Linked DNA regions of Homo sapiens: all the other regions are linked to region 3. The links are chromatin contacts, found by Hi-C or POLR2A ChIA-PET in ENCODE. All regions are on one chromosome and are shown on one strand. Each heading gives the region's core, a stretch centred on a gene start or an enhancer-like site at or near the end of the contact. The rest is flanking DNA. Distances are from core to core; before and after follow the strand shown. Region 1 overlaps ADAM12 (ADAM metallopeptidase domain 12). Region 2 overlaps ADAM12 (ADAM metallopeptidase domain 12). Region 3 overlaps ADAM12 (ADAM metallopeptidase domain 12).

The links. A loop is a pair of places that touch in the nucleus more often than their neighbours do. ChIA-PET counts read pairs that join two places held with the same protein, here RNA polymerase II (POLR2A). Pooled maps may share reads with other maps.
Region 1: a map of Right ventricle myocardium inferior shows a loop between it and region 3 (2.2-fold over the local background). The contact joins two enhancer-like sites. A Hi-C loop is called at or near these places in 5 of 168 maps with a recorded cell type or tissue (PC-3, Right ventricle myocardium inferior, endothelial cell of umbilical vein and 2 more) and 1 of 50 pooled maps. POLR2A ChIA-PET finds 5 or more read pairs at or near these places in 2 of 52 experiments (Panc1 and activated CD4-positive, alpha-beta T cell).
Region 2: a loop to region 3 is called in a map of PC-3, with 5 times the contacts of the local background. The contact joins two enhancer-like sites. A Hi-C loop is called at or near these places in 3 of 168 maps with a recorded cell type or tissue (Calu3, PC-3 and endothelial cell of umbilical vein) and 2 of 50 pooled maps.

The regions. Positions count from the first base shown.
Region 1 is chr10:126,103,514-126,106,213 of GRCh38, reverse strand. The region is part of intron 8 of ADAM12 (ADAM metallopeptidase domain 12); the gene reads left to right. Among named protein-coding and RNA genes, the nearest start is that of FANK1-AS1, 130 kb to the right of the region's middle. Within about 2 kb of position 1,358, at least 3 of the 41 ENCODE cell types and tissues checked have a DNase peak (open chromatin) inside an H3K27ac peak, as active enhancers do.
Region 2 is chr10:126,010,805-126,013,504 of GRCh38, reverse strand. It overlaps ADAM12 (ADAM metallopeptidase domain 12), which reads left to right. Exons shown (of 23, transcript NM_001288973.2): 23 at 1-1,114. Among named protein-coding and RNA genes, the nearest start is that of FANK1-AS1, 39 kb to the right of the region's middle. Within about 2 kb of position 1,309, at least 4 of the 41 ENCODE cell types and tissues checked have a DNase peak (open chromatin) inside an H3K27ac peak, as active enhancers do; they include PC-3, where a contact is called at or near this core.
Region 3 is chr10:126,061,113-126,063,855 of GRCh38, reverse strand. All of the region lies in intron 14 of ADAM12 (ADAM metallopeptidase domain 12), which reads left to right. Among named protein-coding and RNA genes, the nearest start is that of FANK1-AS1, 89 kb to the right of the region's middle. Within about 2 kb of position 1,280, at least 13 of the 41 ENCODE cell types and tissues checked have a DNase peak (open chromatin) inside an H3K27ac peak, as active enhancers do; they include PC-3, where a contact is called at or near this core.

The DNA.
Region 1 (2,700 bases), core at 109-2,608, 42 kb before region 3:
AGGGGCTCTTGGCTTTGACTCTACTCCCCCTACTGTGAGTCCCGGGACCTCATGATGACCAAGCAGAGGCTGAGGGCGAGTGGGAGACCACATGACCGCCAGTTTCGTTGGAGTGGAGGGGCAGGTAGACGATGCTTCATACCCCAGGAAAGGGGGAGCAGGAAGAGGAGTTTGAAGGGCACTCTGAACAGTCAGAGATCTGGGTTTGCCACTCAGAGAGAGGCTATGGCTACATGGAACTTTCTGGAAGTCAGAAAAACCCACATGGCCGTTGATATCCTGGGATGATATTGCCCTTGTCCACCTTTGAAGCAGGTCAAACTTCCTGGCAACCCCTGCCTGTTGATGTGTTTTCAGTAGTTACTCTTTGCAGATTCAACTTTATCCCATAGTCCAGGTGCAGGAGAATCCTGGTGAAAGGCAAATCCTGGCAGGGGGGATGAAGGGTGGGTCTTAGAGGAGACATCAAAGATAGCACGGCAGTTAGAACTGGACCTCGGTCTAGACTGGACATTAGAACCCCTGGAGGGGAGTTTGTTTGTCTATTTGTTTATATGTTTACTTTAGGAAATATTGATTCCCACACCTTGGCCCAGGGATTCTGATTTGATTGACCTGGCACAGGGCCTAGGCACAGATATTCTCCAGGGTCCTCCAGTTATCCTAACATGAAGTGGGACTGAGACGCACTGGCCTAGAGGGCGGAAGGCTTAGGTGCCTGAGCTGGGAGCGCAGGTGCCACTCCAAGGTGAGCGAGTTGGACCATTGCCCCAACGGCCTCAGGCTATCCTCAGACTGTCCAACGAGAAGAAAACACGAGTTCTTCTTAGACCTCGGGAGCAAAAGGAAATGATAAACTATATTAAACCCAAACTGGAAATTGCTGAAGCCCCATTTTAAAAAAGGGATGTGTTTGGGTCCTCTGTGTTTGTATTTCTTCACATTTATTCTAGGTTATATCTTGCTTCAGTTTGCAAAACCAAAAATGAGCAATTAGGGGTTTGTTAATAACTTGCACTGGTAATTAAAAAACACTGTGCCTCGGAAAAGTCCTAACGGACTCCGTGGAGTTTGCCGGCCTGGCTGTCCTTGTGTTTCTGGCAGGGAGAGAGCCGATTTGCTGAGCACACAGCTACCCCTGGCCCTGACATCCCTGTCCATCCCCAGCAGACGCCAAAGACCTTGGAGGAGATACCCAGGCCCCCTGGGAGACTTGGTGCTTCCAAGTCTATGAACAGATGACTCCCAGCTCTGTTACACAATTCTAAATTTCAGTTTTTCAACTCTACAAATGAAAGTGTCTCAGTCCAGAAAACAACGACTGTGCCAGTGGCAACTTCCTCATTTGCTGAAGTCTTGGCTCTCCTGGACCATTCTAACTTAATAACTGCTTGCTGCGTGGAGAAAGAGGACATCCTAGACTGGAAAACAGACGAGTGGTTTAGTGATGAAGGTGACATTCTGGAATGTTCAGGAAATCCCCCCATGAGCAAAACACAGAAGGCATGTCTGACACTCATGCTTCTAGGCCAGACGCTGAGAATTTTCCCCGGGTCCTCATTACATTCCCACAGGAGCCCGGGGAGTGCACCTGCCCATGGAGCTATCGTGGAGTTTGCATCTTCCACCCTTCACCTCCAGACTGTCCTCCTTATTCATTAGGAAGTTAGTGTCAGCTGCAAATTCAGGGACCTGCTTCTGAAAGGACTCATCGTCTATGTATTTAATTTCTTTTCTTTCTTTCTTTCTTTTTTTTTTTTTTTTTAGACAGAGTCTTGCTCTATCCCCAAGGCTGGAGTGCAATGGCGCCATCTTGGCTCACTGCAGCCTCCACCTCCCAGGTTCAAGCGATTCTCCTGCCTCAGCTTCCCGAGTAGCTAGGATTACAGGCACCCACCATCAGGCCTGACTAATTTTTGTATTTTTAGTAGAGATGGAGTTTCACCATGTTGGACAGGCTGGCCTCAAACTCCTAACCTCAAGTGATCTGCCTGCCTCAGCCTCCCAAAGTGCCGGGATTACAGGCATGAGCCACCATGTCCAGCCTCTGTGTATTGAATTTCTTAGGATATTTTCACTCATGTGACAGTTTTCTTCTCCTCCTGTCCCAAACCAGTTGCCTGAAGGATGCAGTTTCCTTCATTAGACCCCAGGGGATTCCGCCTCACTGTTTCTTCCCAAAAGTCTCCAGTGCAGCGTCCCTGGACTTCCTATGTGCACCACTGCTTGGCAGTTCACTGTATTGGAGTTAACTGAACTGACAGTTCAGTGTGCCATGCCTTAAGCCCCTGGTGACCTCTGAGCATTTGGGTGGCAGGAGCGAGGGCATCCAAATCTTTGCTCTCTCTGCCACTGCCGGCCCAGCCCACAGCAAGAGGCAAGAAAATATTTGTTGCTGTTGTGTAAACAGGTGAATCGCTTCAGCTGGATCTCTGACTGTGTCCACATATGTTCTGGGCTTTGTAAGTCAGGCAGGCAGCTGCCAAGCTCCATTTGTACAGCAGAGGCCCGTGAGCTTCTCTCCGGGCCTGGGGTCACAGTGGGCCGTCTTGGAAGGGAGTCTTAGTGCTCACAGAAGATGGCAGTGTTACCTAGTGGGTTCAAACATGAGCGTCAGGGTTAGCTGGCCTGTGTTCCAACCCCAGCCATGGAGTTGCAATCTTAAGTCACCTGACTTCTCCAAGCCTCCGTGTCTTTGAC
Region 2 (2,700 bases), core at 60-2,559, 50 kb after region 3:
ACCCCACCAGCCTAAGTCCAGCAGAGGACCTCCCACCCAATGTCTTGTTCTAATTAGAAGGGGAAGTTAGCCACAGAAAATCAACTTATCTATAATTACAAAATTCTCTTGACTCACCTTAAAGTTCCTATTGACATCTACTGCTTTTAAACCTATTTGAAAACTCTGATACTAAAACAAATGACACTCTAAGAAAGTTTGGGAGCCCCATGCTGAGAACCATTTCTGTGCAGTGAGGATGTTTCCAGAAGCTACTTACCTACATGTGAATGTGCCATTTTCTTTCCTTTTGTAGAGAAAATCCCCTTTACTTTTTGGAACAGTAATGGCAGCTTCTAGTACAGCCATTACAGTTTCATATGAGAAAAATTAAGAATAACTATAAAATTGTTAAAATATCCAATAATGGATAATGATGGCCAGAAGATTTAACATACAAAGTAATTCTCAATGTAAAGCTATTCAGCTCTTCCAGGTTGAATGCCCTGTAACCCACCCTGACCTTCCACATCATCTTCAAAAAGCAGTTTCTCTGTTCCCCATGATTCTCCTATAAGGTAACTCTTTAGTCCTCCATTTAGCACATTTTAAATCCTCCAAAGAATAAGTATCATGTGATTATTTTAGCTTTACAAAAAAAAAGTTGAATGGCGTTTTATTTTCATGGCCTATAAGCAGGTACCTTAGTAGGGCAGATATAGGAAAAACAAATTAGAGCAAAACAAATCCTCTACAAATCCAAGGCAGGAAAAGTGGTGGCAGAGTGACTCATTCTCCTGTCCCTCCCATCAGGTCAAATCAGGAGGCTGCAGTGAATGCCTGTTCTTTGAATGTGTAGCAGTTGTTCCTGTAACTCTTTAAAACTTGGCTATAGGCTGTTTAGCACAGTACAGATTAAAGATACAGTTACGTAAACAGCAAAGTAATTTTATAGTGCTTCATCCATTTATCATGCTTTGGTTTGCTAATTTTTTCACATACCTTTTTCTATCACAGTCTGTTGCTTTTGTACACATTTCTCATATTGGGGTTCGACAGGTAAACACAAACTGCTATTTCAGTAGAAAAAGTTATTGTTATGAATATTAAACCCAATAAATTGTATAAAGGTAAATATCAATGTGTCTCTCATTTGTTACTGAGAATGTTACAAAAATTGGCGGAAGGCCTTCATGTAGAAAAATGTATTCTCATTCATTTATAGATGCTTGAGAAAAGTTTGGAGCAGTACATAAGAAACTAAGAAGAATGGTTGGCAGGGTGGGGGTGCATAAGGGGTGTGTGCTACCAACCTCATGAACGTGTGAGACCACGGCACAGGAAGGAAGATGCTCACACACAACACGGGGGGTGGGGCATGATATGGTTTTTGAACAATGTGAATGTATAACCTAATTTTTTAAAACTCATCTATTTACATAAGAAATCCAAAAAGCAAGCAAGCAGTGGTAGAGACAATATCGGAGTTATTTGGTATGAAAAATCTAAGTGTAAATAGATACCTATTTAAAAAACACAGCATCCAACTTAATAAAACTACAGAAAATACAAAAATACAAATACAAAATGCTAACAAGAATAAAGGAGTCTTTTTTTTTTGTTTTTTAAGACGGAGTCTCACTCTGTCACCCGGGCTGGAGTGCAATGGTGCTATCTCAGCTCACTGCAACCTCCGCCTCCTGGCTTGAAGCAATTCTCCTGCCTCAGCCTCCTGAGTAGCTGGGATTACAGGCACGTGCCACCACGCCTGGCTAATTTTTGTATTTATAGTAGAGATGAGGTTTCACTGTGTTGGCCAGGCTGGTCTCAAACTCCTGACCTCATGATCCGCCCACCTTGGCCTCTCAAAATGCTGGGATTACAGGTGTGAGCCACGGCACCCAGCCGAAGAAGTCTTTATTCTTACCACTCTCCACCTATGATCACACAAGCTGGCAAAAATTAGTACATACAGAACTTCAGACATAATTGATATATATCAAACAGGATACTCCAAACATACAGAATATATCATCTTTCCAAGTGCCTTGGAGGAATAAAAATTCTCAAAAAATAATTCCATACCCTAGAAATGAATTGATTCATTAGTTTTCAAAGATGAATTGCAGATTAGAAAACAGCAAGTGAAAACATTTCTAATAGCACATGTGATGGTAGGGATTCTCAAGATCTTAGAATTAGAAGACCTCACTTGTGATGCTTGTTCAAACCCATTAAAATCCATTGCTCATGCCCTTTCCCTGAAGATTCCAATTCAGAGAGCAGAGATGGGGCTACGAAATGTGTACTTAGCAAGTTCTCCCAGTTGAATTTTTCATTAGAAAAGTTTAGAAAACTTCTATGATAATGTAACTAAAGCACTGCTGGGGGAAAATTCATAGCCCTAAATCTATAAATTAATTTGTAAAGGATGAAAAAGGGAACTTAATATCTACTATAAAGTTATAAAAGGAACAATAAAATAAACCCAGGGGAAAAAATAGAAGAAATGAATTTGTAGACCTAAGGATAAGTTCATTAGAATACAGTAGAGCTAATAAAACTATGAGTTGCTCTTTAGGAAAATTCTAACAGTGTATACGCCACTTTCTAATCTCATTAAGTAAAAAGAAGAAAAAGAGCAAACATACATAGCATATGAGCATGAAGAATCCTGCAGTCCACCATAACCCAGGGAGATGATCTCAAGAATATAAGGAT
Region 3 (2,743 bases), core at 31-2,530:
CCCACCTTCTGGGGTCAGAGATCCAAGGCCTCATTGGGCAGCCCTGGACTCCAAGGCCCCGTCACCCCAGAACCATTTGAGATTCAATGCCTGTGTCCAGCTCCCAGGAGTCCAACCGTGAAATCCACAAGTGCAGGCCCCACCCTGTCCTGCAGTTCTCTTTCCCTTATGATAATGTGGTTGAGTCCTTTGTCACTCCCTCCTCCTGCTGGCTGCAGAAATGACCTCAGCCCAGGCCAGAGACCCCAGCTCTGGCAAGGCCTCTTGTGGTCGGCCAGGCCCAGGCTGAAAGCCAAGCAGAATCAGGCAGGATCTCTAGCGGGAGGGAAACCTGATAGGACCTTTGTCAGACTTTTGTTGTGAGGCTTTGGTTTTAGGAGTGATGAGGGAAATAAAGTGGAACAGAAATTGATGACTAAACCTCGAAGCCTGGGTTTTCAATGGAATGTAAAAGCCACGCCCAGGCATGGAAAACAAGATGGATGTCTCTCGGAGCTGGGTCCTGCTGGGAGGCCCATGTCCCCTGCCAGCCAGCGATGTCCTCTGTACTTGGAGCTTTCTGGGGGGGAAAAGAAAGGGCAGCTTGGTAGCAAGGAGGGACGAGCGCAGGCCTCTTTAGCTCGGCCTCTGAGGAGTTGTTCTGATGCTCCTCAGCACTCAGGGATGCGCGTGGGCAGGTGGGATGGGGAGGCCTGCAGTTCCCGGGCCCTTAGTACTTCATCCTTGGACCCTGAGCAGCCCTCAGTCCTGGCATCATCGCCTGCTGGGCCTTGGGGCACCCTGGGCAAAGCAGGGGGCAGGAGCAGTGGGGGACACCCTGTTGCAATGACAAGGACTAAGCCAGTACTCGCTATACACATTGAATGGTGTTTGGGCTTGACATGGTTTAGTGACTTCAGGCAGCTTTTAGCCAACTGAGGTCACTTTGGGACTGCGGCTACTGCTGCAGGCCAAATCTTCATGGCTTCAGGCATCCCTAGTGCCGTCCCCGTCCCAGCCTTTCTCCAGAATCAGCAGTCTCCTTTTCTTGAGTTACAAGGGCTGTGATGAAGCTCCTTTCCAAAAAGCATTTTGTGGCCAGAGCACACACAACACTTGGAGCTTTGGGAGTGAAATGTGTTCCTTAATGCCCTGCCGTATTCGAACAGCTGGCCCCGTTTCCAGAGTGAGGTCAGAGGGAACTCGACAGTGCTGTCTGAGCCACCCCCATTGTGTGACTCAGCTGGCTGTGTGCCTCTGATTCATGGTGACCAAAGCTGGTATTTATTATCTCATCAGTCTAGTCCTTCTGTAGCTGCCTGACCAGAGAGAGAACCAGACAGGCAGACAGACTGACAACCTGACCCACAGACTGAGCTTTTCAAAAGCAAGAGCAATAGGAAGTCACCTGCTTGGGCTCTCATCATCCCCATGATGGAGGGGGAGGCTGGAGGTCTGAGCACCCAGGTAGCCACGTCCTCTTCCTAAGGAGGGGGCTTCCCTGGGAGCTCCTGGCTTAGCTCTACTCTCTCCCACCCACTCTCTCCCTGGTAACCAGGAGGCCTTTGCTGGGGTGGTGGTGGGTGGTGTCGTGTGTGGCCACTGCACACAGCATGGAACATCCATGGCATCAGGACTGTTGGTAACAAATGTAAAGTTTTGGTGAAGAGGCTTTATCTTTGGCTCAGGGTTCCTGAAAGCCACAGCACAGAGACCAGGCTTGGGAAGCCACCTCGGGCTTGTGACTTCCTGGGTTTTGGTCTGTCCTGCCCGCCCCTCCTCAGTTCTTCAGATCATTATACAGACTTCCTTGGGAGAGCAGAGAGCAGGGAAGGCTGCAACCCACTGTGGCCCTTGATGCCAGGGAGCTCTTGGAATGGGCCTTTGACCACCTCCTTTGGGAGTGCAGTGTGCTCCTTCCTCCCCTTGTCGGTGTTTCCGCCTGGTTTCCAGTTTACAGGCGCTGTGTGAGTTTCCCATGGCTACTGTAACAAATTAGCACAAACTTAATGGCTTATAAATGCTTCATTTTACAGTTCTGGAGGTCAGAAATCCTGAAATCAAGATACTGGCAAGGCAGCATTGCTTTGGGAGGCTCTGGGGAGCATCTGTTTCCTTGCCTTTCCCAACTTTTAGAGGCCACTTGCATTCCTTGGCTCATGGCCCCTTCCTCCATCTTCGAGGCCAACAGCACAGCATCTGCAAGTCTCTGTCCCTCTCCGACTTCTGCTTCTGTAGTCACATCCCTTTCTCTGACACTGACTCTCCTGCCTTCCTCTTATAAGGACCCTTTTGATTCCATCAGGCTCACCCAGATTGTCCAGGGTGATCTCCCCACCTCAAGATCCTAAAAGTAATCACATCTTCAAAGTCCCTTTTGCCATGTCAGATAACATGTGCATAGGTTTTAGACAAGGATGTGGGCCTTTTAGGGGAGCCACAGGCATTGAACAGACCACTTACTAGCAAGGGACCTTCTGCAAATTGCTCAACCTTGTTATGCCTCATCTGTAAAATAAGGATAGTGATCTACCTACCCCAAGGGTCTGTTATGCTCCAACATAGCCTATAATCTATTCCATGTAATATATGTGGTTCTATGCTAGATGCAGAGCTCCTAGTAAATCTAAACTCTATAAATAAGATGCAGCTGCACTCCCAGGAAGCTTAGACTAGTGAGCAAGGTACTCAAATCCTTGGGGTCTGTAAAACGGGCTGTAAGAGGGTCATGGGCCAGATATGTTGGGGTGGAGGAAAGCAGCCA